Regions from separate parts of the Homo sapiens genome. Here region 2 is linked to region 1. The links are chromatin loops, found by intact Hi-C in ENCODE. Cell type or tissue: endothelial cell of umbilical vein. All regions are shown on one strand. Links, peaks and the distances in the headings refer to the core of each region. The heading gives the core; the rest is flanking DNA.

Region 1 (16,053 bases), core at 3,531-11,530:
CACCCCTGCAGCTAACTTCTACTTGGACATCCAGGCATTTCCATGCATCCTCTGAAATCTAGGCAGAGGTTCCCAAACCTCAATTCTTGACTTCTTTGCCCAATACCACATGTAAGCTGCCAAGGCTTGAGGCTTTCACCCTCTGAAGCAATGGCCTGAGCTCTACGTTAGCCCCTTTTATCCATGGCTGGAGCTGAAGCAGCTGGGATTCAGGGCACCATGTCCTGAGGTTGCATAGAGCAGGGAGGCCTTGGGTCCAGCCCAGGAAACAATTTTTCCCTCCTCGGCCTCCAGGCCTGTGATGAGAGGGGCTGCCCCAAAGGTCTCTGATGTGCCCTGGAGACATTTTCATCATTGTCTCAGTGATTAACATTTGGCTCCTTATTACTTATGCAAATTTATGCAGCAGGCTTGAATTTCTCCCCAGAAAATTTTTTCTTCTTTTCTGTCACATCGTCAGGCTGCAAATTTTTCAAACTTTTATGTTCTGCTTCCTCTTGAATGCTTTGCTGCTTAGAAATTTCTTCTGCATGACACCCTAAATCATCTCTCTTACGTTCAAAGTTCCGCAGATATCTAGGGCAGGGACAAAGTGCCATCAGTCTCTTTGCTAAAGCATAGCAGGAGTGACCATTACTCTACTTCCCAACAAGTTCCTCATCTCTGTCTGAGACCATCTCAGCCTGGACTTCGTTGTCCATATCACTGTCAGCATTTTGGTCAAAGCCATTCAACAGATCTCTAGGAAGTTCAAACTTTCACACATATTTCTGTCTTCTTCTGAGCCCTCCAAACAGTTCCAACCTCTGCCTGTTACCCAGTTCCAAAGTCACTTGCACATTTTCAGATATCTTTACGGCAGCACCCTACTTCTGGTAGCAATTTACTATATTAGTCCGTTATCATGCTGCTGTGAAGAAATACCTGGGACTGGGTAATTTATAAAGGAAATGGGTTTAATTGACTCACAGTTCCACATGGCTAGGGAGGCCTCCGGGAACTTACAATCATGGCAGAAGGGAAAGCAAACACGTCCTTCTTCACATGGTGGCAGTAGAGAGAAGTGCTGAGCAAAAGAGGGACTAACCCCTTATAAAACCGTCAGATCTTGTGAGAACTCACTATCACAACAGCATGAGGGTAACTGTTCCCATGATTCAGTTACCTCCCAACTGGGTGCCTCCCACAACACGGGATTATTGGAACTACAAGATGAGATTTCGGTGGGGACACAACAAAACCATATCACCTGGACATCAAACTGCTGTCCTCCAAGTTTTCATACTTTCAGAGAAATTGGTCATGACTTTTCCTGACAAGATTACTTAATTTGCAAAGAGATCATTTATAATTACCATGAATCTTACTGCTTTTGTTTAATGAATATACCTGGGAGTGAGAGAGCTGTGCACTGTGTAAACTGGGGTCCAGCCACCTGTATGTGAAGGCCAGAGGCTTCCCTGCCAGCACCCAGCACCACTTTGTACACCACAAAGTTTTATTTGTCAAAAAATAGTCGTAACGTCACCGTTCAAGGGCGGTTGACTGCTGTTAGCTTTGGATATTGTTCCTTTGTGGCTAGTTACGTCTTTTCAGTATTTAAGAGTGTATTTTCACAGATCTTACATTTTAAAGAAAATTTTACATATTTGTGATTATACCATGATATCATTTTGCATTATTTTTTCCACTTGCATTGATGACATAACTTCTAAAAGTTCTTGTCAGAGATATAATGTCCCTTTTTGAAATGAAGAAAGGAACCGCAAGGTGCCCTCTCCTTCCCTGCCCTTCCTGATGCTGAGACAAGCCCTCAGTCCCTCTGCCTCCTCCTCAGCTCCACTCCTGAGCACAGACAAGCCCAGCCGTGGCCTGGAAGCGACACTGATGATTAGTATATCTGTGCTGAGTGCCGACTGGATGCTGTGCTGAGCCACTGTGGTGGGTGTCTTGATTCCTGTGACCACCTTGGGAGATCAACATCATGGGATCCACTGAAAAGTCTTGCTGGCTTGCATTAGTCCTGCTCACAGCACCATTTGTAGGTGACGGTCTTCAGGAGTTCTCCACAGTCGTTTTTGAATCTCAGATCCTGAGGAGACCACCTCAGTTCTCTGCTGCTCTCTCTCTCTCCTCCTTATTTTCTCTGCCCATCCCTCTGTACTGTGGTCAGTGTAATTGTTTTCAGTTCCATCTTCCAGTTCCCAAATCCTCTCTTCAACTGCCTAATCTCTGTTTAGCCTTCCTATTGAATCTTTAACTTCACTTACTGTATTTTCACTGTCGGACATTCCATATGGTTCTGTTTCCGACCTGCACTGTGCTCGTGTTCTGCTTCAGCCTTTGTTTCTCGACAGCTTCACAGATGGTTACTCAACGCTCTGCATTAGATTGTTCCCATGTCTGAGACTCTGCTCATTGTTGTCTCTGCTGATACCCACTCATGCTGGGCTTCTCCTTGGGTTTTTCATAGTGAACTCATATTCGAGTGGGCTCACTATCTGGAACTCCTGAGGGCCCCTGTTGGGCTGTTTTCTTTCTGGAAGGATTTGCATTAATATATGTGGCTTCCAGGAGTGTTGCACCTAGGACAACACTACTCCCCGAGGGCCATGGCTGAGCTGGATGGAGGATCTCAGGTTGAGGGGACAACCGTGCTGTGGCTGAGGCTCACTGCGGGCTACCCGGCCCTAGTGGCATTGGCATTTTCTAACTGCTTCCCCCTCTGTTCCTTCCTCGTCTCTTTTCAGGGATTTCCCTTTACTCTTTTTGGAGTAGCGGTATATTAAAAAGCATGTTTGGGTGGGGCATGGAGGCTCACACCTGTAATCCTAGCACTTTGAGAGGTCAAGGTGGGAGGATTGCTTGAGGCCAGGAATTCAAGACCAGCCTGGGCAACAGAATGAGACCCCATCTCTACAAAAAATACACAAAGTAGCTGAGCATGTTGGTGAACTCCTGGATCCCAGCTACTTAGGAGGCTGACATGGGAGGATTGCTCAAACCCAGGAGGATTGAGGCTGCAATGAGCCATCATTATGCCACTGTACTCTATCCTGGTGACAGAGCGAGACTGTCAAAAAAAAAAAGTATGTGTATCTCTCTACTGTCTTTAAAATAATTTTTTCCATAAATTTAAAGCTGTTTGAAAAGGTAAAGTTTACTTTTAAAACAGCTCTACACTTTACCTGCATCCGTGCACTGTCTTAGAGCCTCCCAGAGGCTCTGGTCTAGCCCTACGTGCCCGCAGCCTGTGCCCATCACAGGAGCAGCGATGGCCCATGCCCATATTCTTTGGCCTCTCAGTGGGCATCACACACTCCCTGGCCACCTTCTCCTTCAGTCTGTTTGGCCTCTGGGACACTCCTCTCTCCTGGTTCTCAAGTTTCAGCTAATTTGGGGGATGTAAATGCTGCGTGTATAGAGGTTTTCTAGAGCACTTTGTTCGGCCTGCCAGATTCTGAGAATTGAATTTTACTCATGAGCGTGACATGAAGTGAAACACCTCCTTCATATTTATGAAGTTTACATTTTATGATTTATCTTTCAGATCTTATTGACAGCATTTCTGATTTTGTGTATGGCCTTGTGGATTTTCTTCTCATAATCTCAAAGGTATAGATTGCCTGTGATATTATTTATTTATTTTAAGACGGAGTCTCACTCTCTCACCCAGGCTGGAGTGTAGTGGCACGATCTCGGCTCATTGCAACCTCTACCTCCCGGGTTCAAGCGATTCTCCTGCCTCAGCCTCCCGAGTAGCTGGGATTATAGGCATCTGCTTCCACGCTCGGCTAATTTTTATATTTTAGTAGAGACGAGGTCTCTTCATGTTGACCAGGCTGGTCTCGAACTCCTGACCTCAGGTGATCCACTCACCTCGGCTTCCCAAAGTGCTGGGATTACAGGTGTGAGCCACTGCGCCCAGCCTTCCTGTGATATTATTTAGATTGCGACATGATTGTGGATGATTTATTGCGGGCATGGAAGGAATGACAGCCTTCCAAAATGTGTATGTCAGCATCTGTGACGTGGCTGCCCCAGAGCCTCTGATAAAAACCAGTTCCTGCGGCTGAGGGCCAAGGGCCACATGGTGGCTTCAGGGGTGTGTGCTCTTTCCCCTTCCTGGCCAATGAGAGGACAGTGAAGAGATGGATGCAGGCTGCTGTGTGTTTTCACTACTGGGAAGTGGGTTGGGGGGCAGGACCCTCCGAAGCTGGCCCCAGGTGGTCTCACACAGTGCCTGTCAGGGGGCTTACTTTGGGTGCCAGAGGACAGACTCTGCGGGGGAGGAGGATGCGCATAGCTGGTGTAGGTCGCAGGGCCAGGGCTGGCAGTGGACCCCGGATGGCCAGGCTGCGTCGGGGCATGGTTGCCCTTGCCGGCAGGCTGGGAGGCAGGGCTGGGGCCCTGTGCCGAGGTTGGGGTGGTCAGACAGGATGTGCAGAATTCCAGTGGGTGTACCGCTCGTGTTAAAACCCATACAGTGTGTGTCCCGGAGGGCCACACGGTAGGGGCAGCAGCTGGAAGCCCTGGCTCCTTTTCCTTGGTCCCCTCCCCCTTGGGAGGTTCCTCTGGGCCTCACTTGTTTGGACTTTGGCGTGGGGGGGTCTTAAAGCCCCAGTGACCTCCACTTCTCGGGAGTGGCCAGGAGGTACCAGGTTGCCCATCACGGCAGCACCTTCTCGTTCGCTCCCCTGGCCCTGGCAGCCCTCGCCTTGGCAGAGAGGAGGACAGAAGTGGGTCCTTGCCAGGCCGTCTGGGAGGTCCCCGCAGGAAGGGGTTCCTGCCTAGATAGCAGCAGAGTGCCTGCCCAGGGATCAGATCAAACACGGGTTTGTCCAGCCTCTGGAGCTCCATTCTGCTCACCCCCTCTCACTTCCTGGCATCCGTGTCCCCTGGTGAGCCAGCCTCTTCTGATTCCTCTCCTTCCTGGGCTGAGTCCTGGGCTTGTCCCGTACCTGCCTGACGGCTCTGCGCCCTGGGCCCTTCCTGCCAGTGCAGTGCCAGGTCGCCCTGATCAGGGCTCCCGTTGGGGCCGCCGTGGCTTCCTGTTCTTTTCGGCTTCCTCCTGGCTCAGCTGACTGTCTCGAGTTCTCGGCCTCCTCCTGGTCACGCTGGCCTTCCGGTACCGCCTGCCACCCCTCCTTCATAACTTGACTTGTCTGTTCTTGTCCCTGGTGCCTTTAAGCCAGCCACCCTGCTCTCCTCCAGCCCCTTCCACTGTTCCAAGCCCCTTCCTCGGAGGCGTCTCCCCAACCCTCCTGCTGGTGGCCGCTCTTGCACTGCTTGGGTGGGCGGGCACCAGATCCGGGGCTTGGCTCTGGGCTTGACTCCTCTGCTGCCACCCTGAGTGGTCATTGCGCCTCTCTAGGCCCCGTTCCACTCCTGTGGGAGGGCAGTGATGCTGGAGAGCGTGAGGGGCGGCGAGTATGGCCCTGGGTGGCGTCATGGCACACAGGCACTGAGTGGACTGTTGGTGGCTGCCCCCGAGTGTGGTCCTGGGTGGCGTCACGGCACGTGGGCACTGAGTGGGCTGTTGGTGGCTGCCCCCAGTGTGTGTGTCACTTACAGGGCATGATGCTACTGAAGTTTGTGAAGTTGGTTTCATTGACGCTGTTACTAAGACTGTAATGTCAGACATGTTGGGATCTGTTCTTTTCACATGAAAAGGATGACTTCCTCTTGTTGGGTGTCACCTAGTTTGGGCGGAGTGGGAGCCGTGACTCTTGACTCATTGGGCCGTCTGGCTTTCCCGGGACACCTCCACCTGGAGAGTGCCTCTGAGAACCTCCCAGAGTCTGCCCCTTGTGTTCCTCAGATGGACTTTTCGTTTCCTGGAGTTTTGTCATGAGGCTTAATTAACTCATGTCTCTCTCTCTTTTCTTTCAGTCTGCAACTGTGTCTGATGGCGGTAAGTCACAATTTCTGATGTATATATTTTTTATTTTTCATAAAGTTTTCAAATTGTGAAAGTGTATTTGCCATTTGATGCCCTCAGGAAGGACGGGTTGTTTGCCTTTCCCTGTCTCCTTGTGGGCGGGTTCTAGGTGAGTTAATTCTGGGGGCGCTTTCTGTGACACCCAGGTGGCCTCGGCGTGTGTTTTGGAAGCTGTTTGTTAAGAGAACTGCCATGGCCCTGAACACCAGTGTGATAGAGCGCTGTGTGTCTGAGGAGTGCACCCACCCGCCTGCCTGTGTCTGACAAGTTAAAACGTGTTTTTGCTCTTCCCTTGTTGTATAACCAGCTTTTAAACCAGCAAGTTAAGATTTCAAAGTGCTTTCTGAATTTGAGCAATTCAGGAAATTTGGGTGAGACCCAGAATTTTCTCAAGAAAAGTATAATAGACGAATTGAGAGTGTGGGATGAAGAGGAATCAAAAACTTACTTTCTGTGTTTAAAGAATTTTGTGCACAGGGATTCTTTTCATGGACTGATTGAAAAGGAAGTAGGCAGGAATGTCTTATTTCACTGAAGATTTCTCTGATGTCATCCTTATCATTTTGGTTCAATGATTTAAAAAAACCTCTCCAAAGTAAGGAGAGTTCCTCCGAAATATTCCTCTTTTCTTCTAACACTCCTGACAGTCCGCAGGCTCTCGGGTTTCATCGTCACCTCACGCTTTTGTCCCCACTTCTGTCCCTGAGAGCTGGAATAGGTGCACCTGGCATCGCTGTGGGCCAGGGATGGGCTGAGGCACAGGCTGTGCTGCAGAAGCTGCCCAGGGGCCGGTGGGTTTGAGGTGCCACTGTATTTGTGCGTTAAAGAGAAACCAAATGTCGTTCTCTCACTTTCTGTGGTCCTGCAGCTGCTGGCCTCAGTCCTCGGCCTCGGAAAGGGCTGCTGTCCCCAGGTAGGCAGACAGAGCTCAGAGCCCTCGCAGGCCAGCCACTCTGTAGGAAGGCCAGGAGGACCCCAGGTGGGCAGACAGAGCTCAGAGCCCTTGTGGGCCAGCGGCTCTGTAGGAGGAGGAGCATATCTTGGGTTACACACGCACTGGCACCTGAAGCCGAGACCAGAGGGATCCCGACACTCGTGTGGTGGAGATGTATTTTGTAGAATAAAAGGAATTCTATTTCCTATTTTATGTACAATGAAAATCATGTCATTTAATCAGTCTTAAGGTGGAGGGAGGATAAACTTCCTTAATGAAAAGAAACAGGACCCGGAACCAAATCCAGGATAAAGTGACCGGTGTTTTGAATGATCTGTTCATGCTTTCTCTTTCTGCCGTGTTCTCACTTCTCCTTTCTGGCAGAAGACATTCATTTCTTGCAGGCAATTTATACATGAAAGATTTGCCTAATATGTTTAGTTTCACCATATATAATAAGTTTTATTTGCCTCCAAAAGATTGCTTCTGTCAGCAATAGATGCAGGAACCCAGAGTTGTGTTATGTGTCCATTTTACAGTTGTTTAAAAACCTGCACCTCCCAAGGGTGGGAAGTCTCTAGCTCCTCGCCGTGCTGGCTCTGTGTGTCCCTCTGAGGAAGTGTGTCCTGGCTCCTCGCCACGCTGGCTCTGTGTGTCCCTCTGAGGAAGTGTATCCTGGCCACGCAGAGATCCCCTGGTGCTAGGGCTTTCCACCCCCTGCTCCTCCTTCTTTTCCCAGTGTCAGACCCTGGGGCCACTGGGACAGGCCCGTCCCTCCATGGAGAGCCCCAGTCACAGAGGAGGAGACGGGAGGGAGGAGGAGACGGGAGGGAGGAGGAGACGGGAGGGAGGAGGAGACGGGAGGGAGGAGACAGTCATCAGCACACCCTGAATTTCAGGAACCGCAGTGGGCGGGCTGGATGTTTATTTAGTTCCTTTTTGTGTTTTTGTTATTTTTCCATCTTCAGTTTCTTTGCTTATAAGAGTAAAAAGAGCCAGTTATCTTGTTTAATGTGCACATGAGCTCTAGATCGGTGTCACATTCTGCCGTTGTTAGATGTAGGGCACCGAGGCAGAGTGGGGAGATCCAGCAGCTCACAGTAGTCTGCAGGTGAGATGGCCAGACTCAGGCCTGCAGGGGAAAGCCCTGGCTGAGAGGCCCCTCCACCCTGGCTCCCACCCACCCCCCAGCCCTGGGCCTCCACACGCCCAGCCCCATGGTCCTGGAGAGTCCCCCGCTCCAGCCCTGGACCCTCCAGCGCCTGCAGCCCCTGCTGCCCCTTCTGGTGCCTCAGGCAGAAAGAGGCCCCCTCCCCCACACCCTGCCCTCCACGGCAGTGACAGGAGCCTGGGCGGGGTCGGGGTGGGGGGGTGGTCCCAGGGAAACTCTGGCTGTGTTTCCACACAGAGATCTTTTTATAGGCTGTGGTCAGTGGGAGACTCAGTGCACTGAGGTGGGCCTGGGAACTCCAGCACCCCAGTGTTTTTATGGGAAAAATGCTCCCCGAGTTCCAAGGAGGGACTGAGGAGTTGGCTTGGGGAGCAATCTGCTCAGCTGGGCTGTCTCTGCCTGGTCATCCTGTCTAGTTTTGGTGATTAATAGATCACTCACTTAGAAATATTTTGTGTTCAACGAGCCGTGCCAGTGAGAGAGTTCGTGTTCATGCCACGGTTTCATTCTGTGACGCGTATCGTGCTTTTATAGCTTAGGCTCTCGCTGGAGAGTTTTAGTTTTGTGGCTCGGTTTTAAGGAAGTTGGACTATGCTATTTTGGCAATCTTTGTCAAGTTGGAGTGTGTTTTTTCACTTTTTCAGAAGAAAGGGGCTGATAATGGCCACCCGTTTGTAGCCAAAGAGTGCCCTCGGGAAAAAGGGTTACAGCTGGTCTCTGGGGGGCACGGCAGGGCTGTGGGTGGGGGCAGGGAGCAGATTCCAGCTGGAGAGAAGGAAGCACATTCTAGCATTATAGAGAGGCTTAGCAGGGGAATGGTCTGCCTTGTGGGAAGTTATTCAGACAGAAGTGTGAGGTCGAGCTGGAGGGAGATGGGGCGTTGTGAAGAAATGAGAAAAGGAAGATGCCCGGTTGCTCCTGGAAAAAGGAACCTCTCACCTCTCCTGGTCTGGCTCTGCACAGAGCTGGAGCCGCGGCCGCACAGAAGCCCGTTCTTGTGGCTTCCTCCGTTGGTCAAGCTCTGTGCCAAGAGGCCTGCCAGAATCCCCTCACCCACTGCAGCCTCCACAGGTGGATGTTCCCGCTGTGACCACCTCACCTTCTGAAGTCGGGGTGTGGAGACTATCGGGGAGCTCCCAGAGCGCCCACCTCCTCCTGCGTACGGCGTCTGTGCCAGCAGGAAAGCCGGGGAACTGTGCGGCTCTGGCTTTGGGGGACGGTGGCAGGTCCACATGACACCCCACATACATGACCCCGGTGCTCCAGCTGCTTCTCAAACACTCCGTTCTCGCAGCCTCACCCTGGGGACCCCCGACACGTACTAGTCGCAGTCCTCCATCCCCATGTCCTCCTCATGCCTTGTGCCTCAGCTCTGCCCTGACCCCACTCTGTCCACTCAGCTGCCCCCCTACTCGTCCTCCATGCAGACCTCAGTCTTGGCCCTGTCTCTGCAGCCATCCTCCCGCTCCCTTCTCCTGAACGCTGGTGGTTGCCCCCACAGCAGCAGCAGTGATCTGCCCAGCCCCTGCACTGGACCCCTCCACCAGCTCAGAGCCCCTGTTCCCCCAACCATCCTGCGTCCCACCCTGGTCTCCAATGGTGCCTCAGGCACATGCGGTTTCCCTCTTCCCTTCCTGACCACCTGCCCCCATCCTGAGCGATGGCCACTGTCAATTTCCTGCCCGTGCTAGGGGCAGCTTCCATCATTTTAATTATTCATCTGTGTTGGTGCTTTTGTCCCCCCAGCTGGTGTGACCTCCACGTGGCAGGTCAGAGTTGTCCCGGCACCCGGCACAGCGGCTGGCACGAGAGCTGTCTGTTGAGTGAATGATCGGGTGTTCAGCAGACATCAGCCAGAGCGTCAGGGCGAGGCTTGGGCGGGGACAGTGGCTTTCAGTGATTTTCCTTTTAGTCGTGAAACCTTCTCAAAAAGCACACACAAGCACAGAAGCAGAAACTCCTGTGTGACTGGTGTTGCGGGGTGGACCCACTGCCGCCGCCTCCTCCTGGGCTGCTCTGCGCGCCTGCCAGGCTCTTCCAGTGCCTTCACCCAACACGCGGGCCTTTGGAGCTCAGACCTGGCCATGGCGGAAGATTCGGGCTCCACCTGCAGCTCCACAGCTGACAGGCCGATCTCTTGGGGCAAGTCACTTTCTCTCTCCTAGCCTTGTGTCTTCATCTCGCCGGTCCTTGTTAGCGAACAGGCACTGAGGCCTGGGGAGCTGTCACAAACGGCTGCCTGATGGGGGAGGGTTACCGTAATTGCCGGATTAACTTGGGGGACTTTAAACTGCATTCCTCTTTAAAATATAAAGTATAATTGTTGATATTTTTGGCAAATGCCAAAATTTGTATTCTATACAATTTTGAAAGAGAAAGGGAAAAGCTTGAGAGTAGAACCATCAGTACTTACATAGAATTAGTTGATAAATTTACATTTTCCTCATCAGAAAAACAGTGCAGCCTAATTGCACATTTTCCAAAAATGTTTGCTAAATAGCAGAAACAGAATGTTAATTTGTAATGCGCTATTGTGGGAGTGGTTGTTTTAACCAGAACCCTTTACTTGATTTAATATGTCACATTCTTTTGGTTTGCTTTTGGACTTCAAAATGATGCTCAGAATCACACAGTGTATTTGTAGGGTGTGGAATACCGTATTAGTATTTGTAAACAGGAGTCAGACTGGAGATTTTCAGTTTTGGAAGTGTGGAGACTTGATTTCTGCCAGGATGCCTTCCGATGTACTTGTTTCTTTCCAATTCTACAAGATATTTGGAGAGTTTTTATTACTAGTTTTTAATATTGTGAAATTATTTTTTCAAGCAAACAAATTCAAAGGTAATAAAACCACTAACTGCATACCTATCTTCCAGAGTTAACGTGTGCTAGCCAGGGGGCCTGTGCCTGAGAATTGACTCAGGGCTGGGGTGACCACAGAAGCCCTTGGTGCCCCTGCGGCTGCATCCCCTCCCCAGAGGCCACACTTGGAAGCAGGCGCCACCCCTTCCCACTCCAAGGGAGTTTCTTAGTTAGATTCTTGGGGAAAAGATAAAACAAACGAAGAACTCCTCTCATGCAACCCTAGGCGTGAGAAGCAGTGTCCGCCCTGTTTGGTGGTCTGGAGGCCATGTCAGAGAGGGCTGCCTGGCGTGTTTGGGGGCCTCGTCAGAGAGGGCTGCCTGGGGTGTTTGGGGGCCTCACCAGAGAGGGCTGCCTGGGGTGTTTGGGGGCGTCAGAGAGGGCTGCCTGGGTGCTCCAGGGAAGCTCCTCCTGCTCAGCTTCTCGGTCTGGGAGGATGTTCACCTGCAAAACTCCACCAAGCCATATGCTCATAATCTGTGCACTTTTCTGTATATCTTAATAGTTTACTAAAATAATTAATATTTTAAATTTCTGGAACTTTTAACCTAAGGACTTTCAAAATGGTCTGAAAATGTTAATAGATTTGCTCTCAGGAGAGTATGTATGAAGTTTGCAGAAAGAAAGCATTATGTAGATTGGATTGAAAATCAGATTGGCCAAAATGATTTAAGGAAAAGGTCTAGAAGTAGATCCTGAGTGTGGGGAGAGCTCAAGGGCTTTTCTCAGGGACAGGACCTGTGCAGTTTTATGCAGTTGAGGAAGATCCTTCCCCTACCCCCAGGCTAGATAGACTGTGGGAAGAGATCCCCTCTGGGCATACCACCTAACAGAAAGCTTTTAAGACTTTCTCCTTATTGTCGGTTTTCAGCAATTTGATTATGATGAGTCTCAGGTTGGTTTTTCTGTGTCTGTTGTGTTTGGGATTTGTTGGGGTTCAGGTATTTTTTTCATTGTTTCCCACTTTTGAGACTCTAATTATGCAAGCATGTTAGGCCACCTGGTTTTCCCTTCAGCTCATGGAGGCCGTTTCATGTTCAGGCTTCTGTGTCGCCTGCATGCTTGCCATTTCATTGTTTCTCTTGCTCTATCCTGCAGTTCACTGATCTGTCATTTTAGTGTCAGATATACAGCTCATTCCCTCCTGTGAGGGAATTCCTGCCGATCAGCCTGTCATCTCAGAGACTGTGTTTTCATCTTTAGCAGTTCCTTCTATTTTTTTCATTTCTTTCTACTGATTCTCTTCACGCTTTGCTTTAAAACCCCAAAAATGTTGGCTGGGTGCAGTGGTTCATGCCTGTAATCCCAGCACTTTGGGAGGCTGAGGTGGGCGGATCAGCTGAGGTCAGGAGTTCAAGACCACCCCGGCCAACATGGTGAAACCCCGTGTCTAATAAAAATATAAAAATAGCTGGGCATGGTGGCAGATGCCTGTAATCCCAGCTACTCGGGAGGCTGAGGCAGGAGAATCTCTTGAACTCAGGAGGCAGAGGTTGTAGTGAGCTGAGATGGTGCCACTGCACTCCAGCCTGGGGGCAGAGTGAGACTGTCTCAAAACAAAAACAAAAAACCCCAAAATGTTTGTATATTTATAAGACATGTAAAGCCCTTAGATGCCAGTGCTATCATCTCTGTCTTTCTGGGTCCCTTTATTGACTGACTTTTCTCCTGGTTATGGGTTACATTTTTCTGAGTATTCATTTGTCTGGCAGTTCTTGACTGAGTGCTGAATTTTGTTGCCTTCCTTTAAAAAATACAGAGGTTTGTAAAGCTACATTTGGGGACTCCTCTAAAAGCTGGGGATTCACCCAGAACTGGCTGGAACTCGGGAACCCCCTGACCCTGTGTGAGTTCTGGCAGCTGTTCCCGCCGCAGCCCCCGGCTGATCTTTGCCTGCCTCGTGGGGTCTCGGCTGTGCATGCACAGCTTAGAACTCAGCCACAGGTGGAGGCTCCTGTGAGGTCCCTGGGCACTTTCCCTGCTAGGTCTCTCCTGCACCTGCAGCTCCAGCCACCCTGGCCTTCCCCGATTCTGACCTGTCTCCTCAGCTCTGGACGGTGGTTCTACCTGGGCCCCACCTTGTGCTGTGGTTCATGGAGTGCCTCTGGGCTGACAGCTCTGGGTGGTCACAGGGCTCACCTTATTAATTTTTTCATCAGGAATTACACCCCTTCTGGTGACTGTGGTCCAATTTTGGGAACTGTTGCTTCGCATATTTTGCTTTTCTTTTTTCTGTCTTTTCCCGCAGGTTCTGATGCTCTGCGTATTTTGTCTACTATTCTACTGTCTGGCAGGAGGGGAAGGCCTGTCCCAGGTGCTCTCCCACGGCAGATAGAGTTCTGTGATATAATTTTTTTCACCTTACTTGTGGGATGTGGTCTGTAAAGTTCAGAACAAAACTCAGGTCATGACGGCACCTTGTACAAAGAGCTTCACTGATTTCCCAAAAGCTGCCTCACAACCCAGAAAGAGCAGGTTCTCCTCTCCCCAGGCCCGTCCCTGGAGCATCTGAGGCCAGCACCATGCTGGGTCTATGGGGAAATGGCTGGAATTTGGGGAGGAAGCTGCCCAGCCCAGGTTGGACTTGGCCTGGCTGGCTCCCTAGGTGAAGTGCAGAGACCAAGCCTCTGCCCGGCCCTCAGAGCACCTGCGACTGACCCTTCCTGCCGGCATCTCTCTGAACGTGGTGCCCTTCCACGGCATTTCATCCGTCTGCTCCTTCAGCACATCTTTTTTTTTTTTCTTTTTTGAGACAGAGTCTCGCTCTGTCACCCAGGCTAGAGTACAGTGGTGCAATCTTGACTCACTACAACCTCTGCCTCTTGGGTTCAAGTGATTCTTGTGCCTCAGTCTCTCAAGTAGCTGGTATTGCAGATGTACACCACCACGCCTGGCTAATTTTTGTATTTTTAGTAGAGATGGTGTTTCACCATGTTGCCCAGGCTGGTCTCGAACTCCTGACCTCAGGTGATAGACCCACCTTGGCCTCCCAAAGTGGTGGGATTACAGGCGTGAGCTACCATGCTCAGCCGAATATGTGAAATGTAAATAACAAATCTAGAAAGGAATGTAGGTAACAAATATCTAATGAGAATACTCTATTAGGAATTGCATTTTATATTAAATGATACTGATGTAGAAAGGTGGCTCTATTCTGCTCACATTTCGTGACACTATTTAAACACTTCAGATGCATTTTTGTTGCAATTGTTTTTCAAGTAATGAAAACTTTTTATTGAAGAATAGCTTACACGCTGAAAGGTACATACATGATCAATAAGCAATTTGAGAGATTTTCACAGAATGAACACATGTGTGTTATCAGCACTCAGACCAAGAGACAGAACATTACCAGCAGCCCAAGCGCCCCTGCAGGCCCTCAGTCACCAGCTCCGGAAGGGACCTCTCACCCGACGGCTGTTGCCTGTTTTCAAACTTAAAAAAAAAAGAAGACTGACTGGGCACAGTGGTTCACATCTGTAATCCCAGCACTTTGGGAGGCCGAGACAGGTGGATTCCTTGAGGCCAAGAGTTCAAGACCAGCCTGGCCAATATGGCAAAACCCCGTCTCTACCAAAAATACAAAAAAACAAAACAAAACAAAAAAAAACATTAGCTGGATGTGGTGGCGCATGCCTGTAATCCCAGCTACTAGGGTAGCTGAGGCAGGAGAATCTCTTGAACCTGGGAGGTGAAGGTTATAGTAGGCAGAGGTTGCAGTGAGCAGAGTTTGCGCCACTGCACTCCAGCCTGGGTAACAGAGTGAGAGTCCATCTAAAAAAAAAAAAAAAGACTCAACGCAGCGTATGCTGTTTAGTGTCTAGCTTCCTTTATTTAACATAGGATGGTGCATTTTGCTCCTGTGAGTCTATCAGGAGCTGTTTACTCTCCTAGCTGTGGACTGTCCATGGTGCAAATATGGCATCGTTCCTCCATTCTTCTCTTGATGACATCGTGTTGGTTCTGACTTTTGGCCGTTACAGATGGTGCCATATAACATGCTTGTACAGGTCTTTTGGGTGGGCATCTGCATACATTTCTGCTCTGATAGGCTGGGGGTTTGTATATATTCACCTATAGTAAATACTGCCAATTTCCAAATGATTTTTACAGTGTCCACATTGACTAGCAGTATATAAGAATTCTAGGTGTTCAACATCCTCTCAACACTTTCCCTGTAGCCACATACATAGGGCTTTAATTGTATTAATAGTTTTAGTTCTCAGTCCCCTGATGACTATGAATTGATCACCTTTTCATATATTTTTGGCCCTTTGAATATCTTATTTTGTGAAGTGCTTGTTCAAGACTTTTGCTTATTTTTCTGTTAGGTTATCTGCCTTTCCTTATTGATTTATAGAATATTTTAAAAATATATTCTGGAAATGATTTTATGGTGGATTTACGTATAGTTTTCCCTTAGTGTCTCTAGGGAATTGGTTCCAAGACCCCTTGAGGATACCAAAATCTGCAGATACTTGAGTCCCTGATATAAAATGGTGTAGCGTTTGCATATAACCTACCCATACCTTCCTGGGTACTTTAAATCATTTCTAGATTACTGATAACAGCTAATACAATGTAAATGGTATGTAAACAGTTGTTATACTATATTGTTTTTATTTGTATTTTTTGTTGTATTGTTATTTTTTTTCCATTAATTTTTTTTCCAAATATTTTCCCAAATATTTTCCATCCACAGTTGGTTGAATCTGTGGATGCAGAACTGTGGGTGCGGAGGGCTGGCTGTATTAGATATACCTTGTGTTTTGGATTTATGTGTTTGTGATAGATTTATGTATGTAGTTAAGCCTTTCTATACCTTACCTGTTCATTCTCTTAGTGGTATCTTGTGATGACTGAAAGTTCTTAATATAATCCAGTTTATCATTTTTCCCCTTAGGGTAATGCTTATGTCCCTTTAGAGCAGGCTTTGCCCTTCCCAAGACCATGAAAGTAAATCTGTTTTGTTTTATCTTCAATATTTAAATCTCTGATTCATCTGGAATTGGTATTTTTGTCTATGGTGTGAGGTAGGGGTAAGATTCATTTTTTCTACATGGTATTCAGTTGTCCCAGCTCCATGTAATGAAAAGACAATCCTTCCCAATAACTTGAAGCAACACCTGTATCAGGTAATCATAT
Region 2 (16,053 bases), core at 6,895-14,894, 49 kb after region 1:
GCCCTGATCTGGCGCCCTTCCCTCCAGGCACAAAACAGGAAGCCAGGGCAGTAGGCGCCTGTGCTCTGCCCGGCAAAATGGAGGCTGCAGGCTCGGTCATTTGGGCTGGTTCTGCAGTTCCTTGCGTGCAGGGAATCGGGCGGTCGACAGAGCTCTTTCCAACGTGTTGCCTTGGTCATGACAGTCCTGCCCTGGGGAAGCTGGGTCCGGCCAGCAGCCTTCGGAGATGGGCTCGTCGCCCGGCCCCCACCTCATCCTGACGCGCAGGAGCCGGCCCTCCTTAGAGCCCTTGTTGAGAACCGTGCGTGAGGAAGGTTACTCAGACCCAGGAGGGTGGGTCCTGTTTGTAGCTGTCCCCAGGGACAGGCAGAGGCGTGGCCTTGGGGCCTGCAGGTGCAGGTGCCGTAGGGAGGTGTGTCTTGGAAAGAGCTTTCTGGAAACCCACCTGCAGATGTTCTAGGTAGAGAGCTCACTTTGTGAGGAGCCACTTCAGGTGACATTGGGCTGCCCCTCTGCCTTTCAGGTTGTTGGCCCTGATGATGTCACGCAGGGAGCACGTGGCTCACTTGTCCCCACCCAGGGAGACCTGGGCCATGGGTCCCAGTCAGAAGCAAGCGCTGAGGCCATTAGTCCTGGAGCTCCAACTCTTGCTCCCCTCCCCAACTCCTCACAGAGCAGAGACCCTTCCCCGAGCCCACCCTTTGCTCTAGGGAAAGCCTTACGCTGGGCCCTGACACCCACCCAGGCAGGTGGGGCAGGCACAGCATGTGTAACCCAGCAGGGCGGCCAGCAGCTTTGCCCCGGCTGACCCTCTGTGCCCAGGGCCTGCTGGGCCTCGGGGCTTGTTTGTGTACAGGCAAGTCCTGTGGTGGAGCTTGGCGCTCAGCGTTTTTGTAGGGCTGTATGTGGGGCAGGAGCGCGACTCCTCCAGTCACATTTGGGCCACAGAAATGGGCTTGAGGCCGTTAGTGCCAGCAGAGGCCAGCCTGTGGCCCTGGCATGGGGCAAAGGCTGTATTTGAAAATATGTCATGGACTGGCACAGTGGCTCATGCCTGTAATCCCAGCACTTTTGGAGGCCAAGGTGGGTGGATCACCTGAGGTCAGGAGTTCGAAACCAGCCTGGCCAGCATGGTGAAACCTCGTTTCTACTAAAAATACAAAAATTAGCTGGGTGTGGTGGCACATGCCTGTAATCCCAGCTACATGGGAGGCTGAGGCAGGAGAATTGCTTGAACCCAGGATGCGGGGGTTGCAGTGAGCCGAGATCGTGCCACTGCACTCCAGCCTGGGAGACAGAGTGAGACTCTGTCTCAAAAAAAGAAAAAAAAGAAAGAAAAGAGAAAGAAAATATGTCATAAATGTAAGACTCTGACTTTCTAGAGAATATTTATGCCAAATAGTATATGAAATGAGCTTTTCAATTTCAACATCACTCCTCCAGCAAGTCCCTAGTTAGATGTACGGAGCCCGGCTGTGTGCGTGGAGGACGGGCCCTCTCTCCTGTCCCATGGGGACTCCCCTCAGGGCTGTGCGTGGTGAATAAGGGCAGCAGATGCCTTGTGGCTTCTCTACAGCTTTGCTCTCAGAGACAGTAGGAGCAGGTTGTCTATGAAACATTCAGATGGATTTGCGAGTCCCTGAAGTCATAAAGCTTTCTTATGTTTAGCATCCGCAGATAAACAGAAAGGTGTGCCAGTGAAACAGAACACAGCTGTAAATTCCAGCTCCAGAAACCACTCGGCTACGGTAATTCCCCACCCTGGCCCACCCTGTGCCCTGCTCCTCTCGCTGTGGCCCCCGCCTGCCCTGCGCAGTGCCCTGGTGCTTCCTTACCGCCTGCTTATCACTGTGTGTCTCCCCCACGCTCCTTGGCGGGGTCTCTCTCGTCCCTGCCGATGCCCAGCTCCCTCTTACCTGTGAAGGACTGGCTTTCTTTTCTTCTGAGGTGGGAGTGGTTGTGCCTTAAATGCTATTCTTGTTTGTAATCCTTATCATTGCAATGGTTTTTCTGCAATGCATGTAAATTCTGTATCAATGCAATCTATTTCATAGAGCCTTCTACTCTCTAACTAATGAATGATGTATTGTCGTGTATTGAAATGAAAGTAGAACTTTGACTTTCCTTCTAATGCAGGGAGAGGAAAGAACACTAGGCAAGTCTAATTCTATTAAAATAAAAGGAGAAAATGGAAAAAATGCTAGGGATCCCCGGCTTTCAAAGAGAGAAGAATCTATTGCAAAGATTGGGAAAAAAAAATATCAGAAAATTAATTTGGACGAAGCAGAGGGTATGTGAACTTTTTAAAACTTCCACGTTTTTAGTAAATGCACAGTTAGTTTCCAGTATAGTCAGTAGATCTGCTTTGAGCTGTCAGCATCTGGGTGACTGCGGTCCGTCCCTGTGGCCTGGAAGACATGTTTCTCCCGGGGGCAGTCTGTGGGCTGTTGGGATCACTCCACCGAAACCCCAGTTTTGAGACTGAGTGCCAGGCCTCCTAGGGCATCAGGGGCAGCCGATGTGAGCAGCACTGTCTGCCCTGAGATGCCAGAGGCCCCCGCAGGCTCTGCCTCCCTCTCACCCCAGCTCCTCCCTATGGCCCCACCACTGGCTTGTGCCAGGGTCCCCAGCGTGACTGGAGGCACAGTTAGCATTAGAGAGTCCACCCTAGGCAGAGCTGGGCACCCAGGTGAGGGGAGGTGGAGCACACTGGTCTGGAAGGACCGTGGGCTTGCTGAGCTCTCTTGGCTGCGGGGGTCAGTGAGGAAGGTCAGCCTGCACACCCCTGGCCTCCAGGAGAGACAACAGGCACACTGGAAGACTGAGATGGAGAGATGAGTCCTTTCTTGAAGCTCCTTTTTCTCCAGAAGTTTATAACAAGGAGAAGCATTGAAAACAGAGTCAAAACCAGCAGCTGTCACCGTGACCTGAATTTTCATCCAGGGCGTACTTGCCAGTCCACCTGGCGTGTCACGGCTTTGTCACAGCTGGCTGTGGAGTCTGACCTCACGGTAAAACTAAAACACACCTCCAGCCTTTGTTGGCCACCGAGCACAAGTAAATCACACGCCCTCTTTGAAGCTTGTATGTTTCTGAGAACCAGTGAAGTCAGAGATTTGAGGTTCCTTGTAGTTGTTAAAAACTCCGAGTATAATTCCAATGCTAGAGAAAGCCCAGTTTAGACGCCATCTACCTCGAATGGTGGCCTTGGGGCCTGCTACACTAGAAAACCCAGCCCAGGTAAGAAAAGGAGAGTTCTGGAGGAGCCAGCCAAGAAGCTGGAGGCACCTGCAGGCCCCCACAGTGGCTGGGCAGTGGGAGGCCCAGGGGCACCCGTCCTGGCCCCTCGGGGCTGTGGAGCTTCAGTGCGGAGAGGGAGAGCACGTGTTGCCCCCCTCTGCCCTAGGCCTGGGAGGACCACCCTCTGCCCAGAGGCAGTGACCCCGAGAGGCAGGCGTGGATTTGAGGGTGCCCCTTCCCAGACCACCCGTCTCAGGGCCTTCCTCTACCACCCCTCCTCGGGTTCATTCTGCTCCCGACTTTGAGGACTGCAGCTGCAGCTGGGACCCGGGCGGGTGCTTCAGATGCTGACCAACCGGAGGAGGGGGCCAGTCCTCAGAGGGCCCCAAGTGTTAAATTGAAAGCCCAGGCCAGAGAGTCCCACAGTTTCCTACTCAGACGGCATCAGCGCGTAACCGTGTTGAGTCAAGCGTCTCGTTTGTTCAAGTCTGGACCTCACACAGCGTGGTTTTTAGGGAGTACACAGCTTTTTCAGACTCCTGAAGACAGAGTATGCTAGAAGCCCCAGGGCTGTCCCTTCCGCTGTCTGTGGGAAGATAGTGTGGACGGAAAAGGGCTCTTGTTGACCCACAGCTGATAGGGTGTTAGGACAGCCCAGGATGAGAGCTTTCTAGAATGTTCTGCGGTGACAGTCATTAATGTGAAACTCTCTAAAACACGGTCACTCTGGGTTTTCTTCCAATAGAGTTTTTTGAGCTTATTTCCAAAGCTCAGAGCAACAGAGCAGATGACCAACGTGGGCTGCTAAGGAAGGAAGACCTGGTGTTGCCAGAGTTCCTCCGTTTACCTCCTGGTTCCACAGAACTCACCCTCCCCACTCCAGCTGCTGTGGCCAAGGGCTTTAGCAAGAGAAGCGCCACAGGCAACGGCCGGGAGAGCGCCTCCCAGCCTGGCGAGCAGTGGGAGCCAGTCCAGGAGAGCAGCGACAGCCCGTCCACCAGCCCGGGCTCAGCCTCCAGCCCCCCTGGACCTCCTGGGACGACCCCCCCCGGGCAGAAGTCTCCCAGCGGGCCCTTCTGCACTCCCCAGTCCCCCGTCTCCCTCGCGCAGGAGGGCACCGCCCAGATCTGGAAGAGGCAGTCTCAGGAAGTGGAGGCCGGGGGCATCCAGACGGTGGAGGATGAGCACGTGGCCGAGCTGACCCTGATGGGGGAGGGGGACATCAGCAGCCCCAACAGCACCTTGCTGCCGCCGCCCTCCACCCCCCAGGAAGTGCCAGGACCTTCCAGACCAGGTACCTCCAGGTTCTGATCCCTCCACCTTGGCCCCGTAAGCGTGGTCTGCTCAGCTTCCAGTCAGAAAGGACAGTGGGCCCCCGGCTGCCACTGTTTGCTGGTGGTCTCCGTGACCCCCTCCTCACCTGCTGGTTGGGGGCTTCCTTGGCCCTCTTGGAAAGGAGGGGCTCGTGTGGCCCCAGGCCAGTGTCTGTCAGGATGGTCCCCCCGAGGCGCTCTGGGCAGGCATCCTGGTGTCCTGAGAGGCTCTTGCAGGAATGATACGTGGCAGTGCCTGCAGCGAGGTCTGGGAACACCCTGGGTGAGGCCTGGGGGTTTCCGAAAATGGAGGCATTCCTTTCCAAATCTGGACAGCGATCGTTTTTAGTGTTTCTGTCTCAAGACTGGAAAACAATAGCATTTGTCTTGAGTGAGGAAGTGAAGCCCGCTGTGTTCATAGCAGGAGAGGGCTCCCAGACACAGGCCCGTCCTCGGAAGAGCCTTGAGAGTGCAGCTCGGACCCACCGGCGGCCCCCGTAGCAGGTGGTGTGGGTGCTCGGGAGTGGAGGTGACGTCAGCAGCGCTCTCTGACCGCGGGTGTCACGGGCATTTCTCAAAGGAAGCAGGGGATTCAGTGAGTGTGAAGGTGAACAGGATGGCCTGGCAGCAGGGATGTTTCCGTGAGCCACAAATACCAGAAACTGAGGCGAGGCTCCCAGCAGCCGGTAGGGAAAGGTGTTTCCAGGGGTCCGAGGGCCGTGGCCTGCGTGGCCATCCCCTGGAGAGAGGAGCCGCTCAGGGTGCGCGTCATGGAGTGTGCTCAGGGGTGCGTGGACACCTCTGCTGTGGTTTGCTGCTGGGGGCGATGGGAGCGCCTCTCCGTCCTGTGCCCTGGTCCAGGATGCTGACAGCAGTGAGAGGCCTGCCGTGAGGTTTGGTCTTGTCAGACCTGTAGCCTGGACCTCGCCGGGGGACCAGGGAGTGCACGTCTGTAGATCTGTACATATCTGGGCCTTTGGAGGCCACGTGTGGCATGGGAGGGGCTACCTGGTCCCTTTCACAGCCAGGACACGCCTGGATGAGAAAGCCTGAGGTGCCTGGCATGCCCACCGGTGCCACTCTGCAGCCTCCACCCCTGGCCTGAGTCCCCCTCCATCCGTCTTGGTGGACACCTGTGTGGCTCTCACCTGCGTTTTGAGTCTGTTCTTCCAGGAGTAATAAATTCTGGACATCATCACTGGACTGGCTTACAACTTTTCTTTCTCATTTGAAACTTTGTTTCCACTTTAGAAAATAATAAAAGTATTTTAATCTAGGGGAAATATCACACATTTTTAGGAGATTAAGTGGATTTACCGTAATCTACTGGCTTTTAAAAATATACCATCCACTGAACAAAACTCTTGAGCACCTGGTGTGCTCCCAGCAGCACAGCTGTGCGGCGGGACAGCAGAAGAGCTGGTGGCCCGGTGGCGGGTGCTGAGATGAGCTGGCCTGCTGGCCTTCGGGCTGCAGTCCCGCACCCACACCCCGGCCCTGCAGCCCTGGGGCTGTGGCTGGCTCTGCGCACAGGTGTGGCGTGTGTCAGGCTGCCTGGGAGGGCCAGACAGACCCACGTGGGGGGTCAGTTCTCCTGCCTGCCAAGGGCCATTAGCACAGAGGTGGTTTACAGCGCAGGCCCAGCTGAGCGCCCCGGCTGACATCCCTGACTTGTTTGTGGCAGGAGGGTGGGTGGTACCGGCCTTGGGAGGAGCAGGTCCCCCTGCGCTCTGGTGGCTGCCCCGACTGCCACTGGCCAGAACTGGTTCCCCGCCCCGCTGGCTCCTCAGCCCCTGGGCAGGTGGGTACCCTGGATCCTTGGCTCTTGGGCTGTCTCCTAGGAGGAGACCCAGTGAGTGGGAGAAGGAGGTGGGAGTGGCTTTGGCCATAGGTCGTAGGTGTGTGTCCTCCACGTGCCTGTCCGTGGCGACACAGGACAACTGCTGAGGACCTGCCCAGTCTTCCTGTGATGTTGGCTCAAGCCTGCTGGGGGGCGTTGGGACAGAAACTGCTCTGTGCAGCTTGCTTCTGGAACCCCCACTCTAATGGGATTCTCTGTATTGGAGAGTTCACCTGCCCATGGCGGCAAAGGAAACAGGCTGTGAATGCCGTGGTGGCCTGATGGAACCTCTTTCACATCTGTGGGCCGGGGCGAGCCTGGACTGAGTGCTGACCTGTCCGTTTTCAGGGTTTAGGAGCTTGGGGGTCATCCCGGGTCACGCTCTCCGACGTTGACAGTTGCTGTGGGATGCTTCCTCACAATGTGGCAGCCGCCCTGGACCCAGCGTCCGGGGTGAGAAACACAACAGGAGGTGTAGCCAAGCCCACGGGCTCCCGCCCTCCCCATTGCCATGGTGGGCAGCATGCCGGCTACGCGTGGGGGCTGCCAGCAACAGCCTTGAGGTAGGGGGAGTCTCCACAGAGCTGTGCCACACCACTTTGCCCTTCCAGCCTCAGTGCCATGCACTGTGCCACCCTGTCCTAGCCCCAGTGCCACATGCCACACCACCCCATCCTAGCCCCAGCACCACGTGCCATGCCACCCTGTCCTAGCCCCAATGCCACATGCCACACCACCCCATCCTAGCCCCAGCACCACGTGCCATGCCACCCTGTCCTAGCCCCAGTGCCACATGCCACACCACCCCATCCTAGCCCCAGCACCACGTGCCATGCCACCCTGTTCCAGCCCCTGCGCCACGTGGTGCTCCACCACGCCCTTCTAGCCTCAGCGTCATGCACCGCACCGCCCCATGCTTCTAGCCCCAGCGCCACACGCCACGCGGCACTCCACCCCGTCTGTCTAGCCCCAGCACCACGCACCGAGACCGAGACCATGCACCATGCAGGCTGGCCGGTGCCCCCATGCATGTCTGGTCCCGGGAGGCATGTGGGTGGGTCTCCTTTCCCTTTGGCCACTTGCTGCCAGGCCACCCAGTCTAATGGCCCTGAGCCTTAGCTGTCTGACACACACAACAGAGGCCTCAAGCGGGAGAAGTGTCAGGCCCCTCGTGAGGCTCCAGGGCACGCTGGCAGAGGTGTGCATGTGTCCACACAGTGCTGTGTGTATGAGGCCGTTCTCATGTTGCTATGAAGAAATACCCAAGACTAGGTAATTTATAAAGAAAAGAGGTGTAATTGACCCACAGTTCTGCATGGCTGGGGAAGCCTCAGGAAACTTACAGTCATGGCAGAAGGCACCTCTTCACAGGGCAGCAGGAGAGAGTACGAGAACCGGCAGAGGAAATGCCAGACGCTTATAAAACCATCAGCTCTCCTGAGACTCACTATCATGAGAACAGCATGGGGGGACCTGCCCCCATGATCCAGTCACCTCTACCTGGTCCCACCCTTGATACCGGGGGATTATCACAATTCACGGTGAGGTTTGGGTGGGGACACGGAGCCAAACCATATCAGTGTGTCAGGCAGATATACCCATGTGCGTGCATGCCTGGTGTGTGTTCGTGTGGCATGTGTCGGTGTGTGCACCTGCCATGTGTCTGCATGGCACGTTTTGTGCATATCTGTGTCTCGACACAGGGACCCTCCAAAATGCTCACCTTCTGTTCTCGTGGGGAGGGAGCAGCTGTCCCTCCAGCACTGCTGTGTCCCGCCTTTAGCAGTCATCTTCCACCCCTGCACAGAAGCAGACGTCTGCGCTTTGTGTTTTCACAAAGGAGAGAGGCATTCAAAAGGTCGCGTGCACCCACACCCGAGTTTCCAATGCACAGTGCTCCTTCTGTACGCGCCATCTTAAAACGGGTTCTTACGGTTGTGTTGGTAATAATTCCCAATTGCTTTCTTAACCAGATCTGCTTCGTTTCCAACAAAAAGCCCGGGAGCTGGGTGGTCTCACTGCTGCCCTGCTGGCTGCAAGGCGACAGTCAGGGGTCCTGGCTGGGGGCTGGAGGCCAGTGGCTCCTCCCAGCCCCTTTGGTAAGGCTGAGTACCCAGCCCCATGGCCTGACTGAGCTCCTGGTGCAGACATCCCAAGAGGATGGACTCCACCTGCCGGCAGGGAGATGCTAGGCACCACCCCAGGAGGGGTCCCCGCATAGCTCTCCTGGGGCTGGGGTCCCCTGGGGCAGCTCACTGGGCGGGCTCAGGGGTCACTCAACCTGGAGGCCCCAGTGTCACAGCTGCCAGTATCCCCTAGGAACACTTTTGGGCCCAGTGGCTGCCCTCAGGGCCCCCGGAGCTCAGCTACCTGCCAGATGTGCGATGTTTGCCTGCCGGGGCTTCTGCAGCCTGGAAGTGAGGTCACGCCCCTCACCCTGGGGGTGAAAGTACCCCCCATGGCATGGCCATTGTGTTGTACCGGGTGAGGATGCAGCCCCACCTGGCTCCTGCTCTGTCCAAGAGAGGCCTCCTCGGCAGCTCCCGTGCCCCGCCCTCCGCAGGAGCAGATGCAGCTTAGACCCCCTCACTCTGATGTGGATTGAGACCGCTGGTTTTCTTGGGGACACAGCCCCAGGAGCCTGCCACTGGTCTCAGGCCTGCAAAGCTGCTGAGGGCATCTGCTAGGTGCCTCTCCAAAGCCCCCTCTCCCCAGAGCCCCCTCTCCCTAGAGCCCCCTCTCTCCAGAGCCCCGTCTCCCCAGAGCCCTGTCTCCCCCCAGCATCTCCTGGCTCCTGCCCAGCTCCGTGGCTCCCCAGGGGATTCCTGAACTGACCAGCTGGCCTCGGCCCTCCTCCACAGCCCCCAGCCTGGTTGTGACACGTGGTCCTCCCGGATCCCACCAGAAGCCACCCTAGGTTGCTCCCCCTCCTCCCCTGAAGTGTCTGCCTTCCACCTGAAGTTCCAGCCAGGTCTTGCAGAGTGGAAGTCTCAGGCCTGCAAGTGACTGTGACCTGGCCTACCCCCATGTTCCCTCCAGGACTGGCCACCTGTGCCCATCTCAGCCCGCACTGCTGGAGCTCCGGCTTGAAGCCCCTCCCTGGGGTCTGCCACATGCACTCCTGTGCCCTCAGTCACCCCCACTCCCCTATTCCCCACTCCCCTATTCCCCACTCACCACACTGTGCACCCTGCTGGGCGCTGTCCACTCCCTCGCCAATGCCCAGCAAATATTTGAGGAGCTCTATCCCAGCCCCAGCCCATCACACACAGTCATGATCCTGGCTGGGGACCCACACGGACAGGGGGACCTTGGGGGGGTCACACTCTGGAACTAAGGTTCTGGGGGTGCTCTCGTTCCCATGGGGGCCCATCAGCAGGAGTGCACAGGCCTTAGCAGGAGCCCGTGGGGTGCGCTGTGGTGGGAAGGCTGGGAAGGGAAGGGGCCTTGGGAGCCACAGTGGATTGTAGGGTCCCCGCCTCTGGCTCCCCTCGCTCCCCCCTTCCTGCCGTGTTCTCAGTGTGAGCCGGCTCAGCCTTGCCTGGGTGTCCTTGTGCCCTGCGAGCTTCCAAGGGGCGCTGGGGAGGCTTCACAGAGGAGGTGGCTGCGCTTGGCAGCACAGATGATGTGGAGCATGGAGGCAGAGGCTGAGCAAAGTGCCTGGGGGACGGGGTCCCTCGGGGGGCAGGAAGGGCGGGCAGTGGGAGAGGTGCCAGGCCTGGGTCTCGAAGGAGAGCCTGGGAGAGTTCAGGCCATGCCCCTGCCCCGGCCAGGCCAGTGCAGCCCCTGCTCCCGCTGTGCCTGCCAGGGTTCCTGACTCAGCTTTGAGGACCAGGGTGGGGCGGGGTCCTGCCCCAGGCCTAGGCCAGAGCAGCTGGCAGTGGCTGGCACAGAGACATTCATGGACAAGTGTCTGGGAGGCCTGGGGGCGACCGGCAGCCGGTGAGGGGCCTGCGCATGTGGAAAGAGGGGCCTTCCTGCTGCATCTTGTGGGGCCTCCAGCAGGACCCCCTCCTGGGAAGGCTGGACAGCACAGTCGGAGCCGGCAGGACCAGCCAGCCGAGGGCAGGGAGCCGTGGGGCGCCGGGGAGAGGTTCACAGGTGGCCCAAGCGGCAGGGAACAAGATCCCAGTGTGGCCTCAGGTCTGGATGTTTGGAGATGTGGCACCAGGAGTGAGACCAGGAGGCCAGGCCCCTCTGGAGGTGGTGCAGGCTCTGCTGGGTCCTCTGTGTTGCCATCCCTGCCAGGGAAATGCTGGGCAAGAAGGTGCTCCCCGGGCAGGCCCTGGCATGTAGGTGGTGAGGCAGCGTGCTGCTCAGGGCGGGGCCAGGCAGCTGAGTCACAGGCCTGGGGCTGGCTGCCCTGCACAGGAGGGCGAGGCTGGCTCCCGTAGGCAGGAAGGGCCTGGCTGTGGCCCCCTCCTTGTGATGTGGACATCCTTGGTCCATACAGAGCTGTCCTGTCTCCAGAAACAAGTGTTTCTCCATCCTGAGCACACTAGCTTCCTGGGGCCCTCAGGGGCCTGTCCTCCCATCTGTCCATGTGGGGCTGGCGGGGTAGAGCCGGGCTTCTGGACATGTGTGGTGTTGCAGGCCCCTTCAGAGCCCTATGAACACTCCAGGCAAATGCCCAAATGCCCACGGTATTGACCGGCGAGAGGGGGCAAACCCCTGCCTCTCCCCACACGATATCTCCCAGCCCTGCAGCCTGGCATCTGGAGCCATGCGGACCTGGTGACAAGAAGGAGATGGGCAGAACTGTCCCCTTGTCCCCTGGGGGCAGGGCTAGCTCCTAGCCCTGGCAGAACCTAGTAGGACACTTGTTGAATGAGCAGAGGCCTGACTGGGAGAAGTTTCTAGTCTCAGCTGCTCCACATGGACCCCTGGGCCTCCAGATGGCATCTCCACCGGGCCTGGCTGAGTAAGACACACAGGCCCCACACAGCTCCCACATGCTGGCTGGGCTGCTGCGTCGAGGCCAGGATGAGGGCCTCTGGGGCCACTGCTGGGACCTGTTCAAGAGAACGGGCTGGGCACGCTCAAGAGGGGAGTCACACCTTCCGCCCGCAGCCCGGACTTGTTCACAGATGCCTCATGGAGGCTGCTTCCGGAAGCTTGGACTGAGGGTGAGGAGGGGCACGCTGGGATTGGGGACCTTGGTGGCCACGGAGCCGCTGGGGCAGCAAGGACCCTGCGGCCATTTCAGGGACCTCAGAACTGTAGATCGAGGAGGGTCTTCACCTTCCCAGGCCTTCGATTCACCTGTGGAGGGCAGCAGTTGGTAGCAGGGACCCCCTGTCCCTGGTTCTCATGTGCCGGGGGCTGGCTCTTCCTGCCTCCTGTCTGCTGTGGGCCCAGGCCTGGGGCTCCTGCCACCCCATAGGCGCCTCAAGGCCTCCACCCTGGCATGGACATGACTGTCTCAGGGCCTCAGCCCCAGGCTCACTGAGGAAGGGAGCTCCTGGACCCCTGCCTAGGAGACACGCTAGGTACGCAGGAACCTGCCCCCGAAGCCTGCTCCTCTGGGTCGGCAACGTCACCCCCACCGCACAGATGGGGGGGTGGGGTCACTGGGCGGGTCGGCAACGTCACCCCCACCGTACAGATGGGGGGGTGGGGTCAGTGGGCGGGAAGGGCTGGGCTCTCCCAGCACGGGGGCTTCACTGCCCCTTCCCAGGCCCTGGGGTCCTGCCATGGAGCTCCGGGCGGCACATGAACCCAGCCATTCTGCGTGCACCGTTCACTTTCCTTGGCCCCAGCCTTCGTTGGCCCCTGGGGACTCCACCCTGGCATAGACACAACTGTGTCTTCCAGGGGTCCACGTGGAGGTCACCAGATGTGGCAGGGCAGTGACGCCCTGGGTAGGGAGGCCTCCCGGGGGTGCTGGCAAGGAGATGGCCTGCCCATGTTGGGTCTAGAAGCTTCCAAGGCCGGTTCAGGCAGCCGGGATCTCCTGGGGCTGGAGTGGGCATTGGAGCCAGAAGTGGGGCAAGAGTCACTGACCAGCCGGAAAGAGGGGCCTCAGTAGGGGGGCCAGGGATGGAGGGGGAGGGGACACGACCGGGAGGCCCAGAGCAGGGTGTGTACGGTGAAGACGGTGCTGAGGCAGCGAGGCAGGTGGGCGAGCAGGTGGCCAGCCTGGCAGGGTGGGATGGGGCAGCAGACACAGGGCTCAGGGCCCGTTCCACCAGGCCAAGAGGGTCCAGCCTATCTGGAACTGAACCCTAGTGCTCAGCCCCCTGGGGGTGGCCCTTGAGGATGGGCCCTGGGCCTGGGGGGGCCCCTGAGGACGCCCCCAGGAGGAATTAGGGGGGCAGTTGGGGCGGGGGCTCTGCCGGGGGCCCAGCTCTGTTCCTGAGCTGCAGTGGGGAAGCAGGGTGGTAGGGTTTCTGAGTGGGTCGGCTCCCCCACTTGGTGGCAGGTGTTATGTGGAGGGCTCTGGGAACACTGCACCTCCCCTGGGCGTACCTGCCCCAGCCTGGAGGCCCACAGCGGGACGCCAGCTGCCTCTGGGATGTGTTTGGGATATTTCAGGGACCCCTACCATGCTGTCTGTGCAGGGGCCTTCGGGGTAGGGGGTGGGTTCCGGGGGCCCAGGGCCGGGCCAGGCAAGTGACAGCTTCTCTTCTCCTTGTGACAGGAAGTGGGACCCATGGCAGCCGAGACCTCCCAGTCAACAGAATCATCGATGTGGATCTTGTAACTGGCTCGGCGCCCGGGCGGGATGGTGGCATAGCGGGGGCACAGGCTGGCCCTGGGAGGTCGCAGGCCAGTGGTGGGCCTCCTACATCAGACCTCCCTGGCTTGGGCCCCGTCCCGGGTGAGCCTGCTAAGCCCAAGACCAGCGCTCACCACGCCACCTTCGTCTGAGCTGCCCTGGCCTGGCCAACTCTCCTGTGGACATGTCGGGGTGGGGCAGCCCAGGTGGATTCTGTGGGCCTCAGGGGGGCCACCCTGGCCACCACACCCTCAGGAGCCCAGCCAGGAGGGCAGGGGGTGACCTCGCTGGAGGCACTGGCCCCGGACATTCGCCATGCTGGCCATGGGGCTCCCTGGCCCTGGCCTCCTGCTGCCCAATAAAGCATTTCTGAGGACCCAAGCGTCGGCCTGGTGCTGGGTGCTGGGGACACAGACTCCTCGTTCTCGGGGACTCCGAGCACATCCCCAGGAGGTCATGCAGGAAACAGAGGGGCCTGAGGAGGAGAAGTGCCCCAGGGTAAGGTCAAGGGGGCTTTGAGGAGAGGGAAGCTTGGCTCCTGGGGCCTGAGGGCCAGGACCAGATGGCAGAGACTGGCTCTCGCCGTCACGTGGGGACCCTGCCCCAGCCTTGTTTAGCAGGGTGGTCTGAGGGCCTTTCTGGGGAGGGACCATGTAAACTGCAACTGGACGGCAGAGGAAGTCTAGAAAGAGCCCTGGGCCTGTGCCAAGGCCCTGGGGCTAAGGAGGGTCTGATTACAGAAAGGGAACCAGGTGTGGCTGCAGGGGAGGCCGGGGCCTTGGGGGCTGGGTTGAGTCGGAAGAGGCAGGGCCATTCCCCAGGTTGCCTTGATGGAACCCCTAAAGCCAAGTACCCTCGGTACAGGGTGGTTGGTGAGCTCCTCAGACCATCCTAGAGGCCCGAGAGCACAGCCAGTCCCCTGGGGCTGTTCTAGAAGCTTCCAGGGAGTGGATGCACCCCACTTAGTGGTGCTCTAGGAAGGGGGCTGGGGGAGGGGTCGGAATGGAAGATGAAGCCCAGTGCCAGCTGTGTGTACCACCCACCACAAGCCCGCATCCATCCTGCTCCCAGCACCCACCATGCCTCCACATTCACCGTGCCCCCAGGGCCCACCATGACCTCCCCCCCAACCCCCAACCCCCCATTCACCGTGCCCCCAGCACCCACCATGCCTCCACATTCACCGTGCCCCCAGGGCCCACCATGACCTCCCCCCCAACCCCCAACCCCCCATTCACCGTGCCCCAGGGCCCACCATGACCTCCCCCCCAACCCCCAACCCCCCATTCACCGTGCCCCCAGGGCCCACCACGCCTCCATGTGCACTGTGCCCCCTGGGGCCCACGGTGTCAAGCTGGGTGGTCAGTGGGTGTCCATTCTCTCTCCCTCTGCACAGACAGGCAAATGGGGGGCAGAGAGAGGGGTTTTAGGGGATACAGGGAGGCAGCTTCAGCCCTCGCTGGTCTCCAGGCCACAGTGGTTCACTCACCCCTCCTCCCACCTCGGCAGCCCTGGGATGTCGCTGCTGACTCAGGAGGAACCCGAGGTGCCGTAGCGGCTGCTCCAATATTGCAGAAGAGGTTCCTCAGGCAGCTCTGCCCACAGCCCCAAGTCACGAATTCCGTGACTCCAGCTCCATCCCAGGCCCCAGGGTACCTGGCCCAGGGTTGTGCTGCCGCAGACTTGGCCTGTACCATCCAGGCGGCGGTGGGGAGCTGGGGTTGGAAAGGCTTCTTGGAGTGGACTCCTGGGTCTGTCTGGGAGACGGGGAGGAAGGGACACTCTGAACATCACCAGGGGCTGCTGGGGGGCCCTGGCCACCCCCAGAGTCAGAACAGGCAGGTGGGGCAGGATCTCAGGTCATCCTATGCTACACTCAGCCATTGCGTGGCCCCTCTCCTCCCTGTGCCTGGCCTTTTGGCCAGCCCTGGGGCCACCGAGAGGATGCAGCACCGAACCCTCCAGGAGCCCCCAGTGCTGCCGTCTGTGGGACAGGGACAATCCCATCCCCACTGCTACTGTCTGTGCTGTGCTGGGCACAGAGCTGGACACCTCCAAGGCCCAGCGCCCGTAGTGGCTCTCATCATGGACAATTCACAGGCAGATGGTGGCCAGCTCTGTGGCCTGCAGGGACTGGGAGCGGCGCCAGACCATCTAGGCCCCAACCTATCTGCATTATCCTGGAAGACTTCCTGGAGGAGGCTTCTAAGCTGAGGCCCAAGGACCATGTCAGGTCTAGGACTAGGACCAGTGCAGGCCGAGGCCAGAGAGACAGCTGGGCTTCCAGGTAGGGTCAAAGTGAGGTGGGCAGCAGGTGTGGGGGCCAGGGGACTCGGGGACTTCCTCTCCGGCTGGGCCCGCCTGACGTGGGAGGCAGCCAGGGTTAATCATTTCCACGAAGCCTTGACCCCACCTGCCTTGGCCGCTCTGCTCCCGCCTCCCACTGCCCCTCAGGCCAGCTCAGGAGCCATGGGGCGCTGGGCCTGGGTCCCCAGCCCCTGGCCCCCACCGGGGCTGGGCCCCTTCCTCCTCCTCCTCCTGCTGCTGCTGCTGCTGCCACGGGGGTTCCAGCCCCAGCCTGGCGGGGTGAGCACTGACCTTGTCGCAGTGCGACCAGAGGTTCCCAGTGGCTACTTGGGGTCCTTGGGAGGAGGCCAGAGGGAGGGTCGCCACAGAGCGTGGGGATTTGAGGGGGCGGGGGTCCGAGCAGGGGGCTTACGTTGAAAGCTGGCCCTCACAGGGCAGGTGGGTGCTGGACTGGCCTTGGAGGCTGGGGCCTGGGCTCACGGAGCCCCACCTGGGGGCTGTCATCCCTGTGCGGCCTGGCCTGGGCCCCTATGGGTCTGGGGGCTGCCCCCTCTCTCTGGACCTCTGTTGGGTCTGGATGCGTGAGGTTGGGGGAACCTCCCAGGGCCTCCTAGCTGCTCCCATCACCAAAAACT

The links. Hi-C counts contacts between places; a loop is a spot of excess contacts. Peaks named below come from ENCODE experiments on the same cell type or tissue, not always from the same donor. Only the 100,000 strongest peaks of a DNase experiment are listed, where the experiment ranks them.
Region 2: it touches region 1 in a loop (2.4-fold over the local background); 6 of 110 quality-filtered maps call a loop at or near these places.

Annotation. Positions count from the first base shown.
Region 1 is chr4:3,380,524-3,396,576 of GRCh38, forward strand. It overlaps RGS12 (regulator of G protein signaling 12), which reads left to right. Exons shown (of 18, transcript NM_001394154.1): 4 at 5,893-5,914. Among named protein-coding and RNA genes, the nearest start is that of HGFAC, 53 kb to the right of the region's middle. RefSeq lists enhancers at 5,061-5,140, 7,437-7,706, 8,397-8,546. In endothelial cell of umbilical vein, for the core only: no CTCF peak of the experiment used is centred there; a DNase peak (open chromatin) is centred at 7,558; H3K27ac peaks cover 2,233 bases.
Region 2 is chr4:3,426,422-3,442,474 of GRCh38, forward strand. RGS12 (regulator of G protein signaling 12) reads left to right here. Exons shown (of 18, transcript NM_001394154.1): 15 at 1,669-1,748; 16 at 2,137-2,290; 17 at 3,986-4,534; 18 at 13,034-13,492. The coding sequence ends at 13,263. HGFAC (HGF activator) reads left to right here and starts at 15,547. Exons shown (of 14, transcript NM_001528.4): 1 at 15,547-15,697. The coding sequence starts at 15,581. RefSeq lists enhancers at 6,647-7,148, 7,149-7,648, 8,024-8,922, 8,923-9,821, 10,367-10,867. In endothelial cell of umbilical vein, for the core only: no CTCF peak of the experiment used is centred there; a DNase peak (open chromatin) is centred at 10,720; H3K27ac peaks cover 624 bases.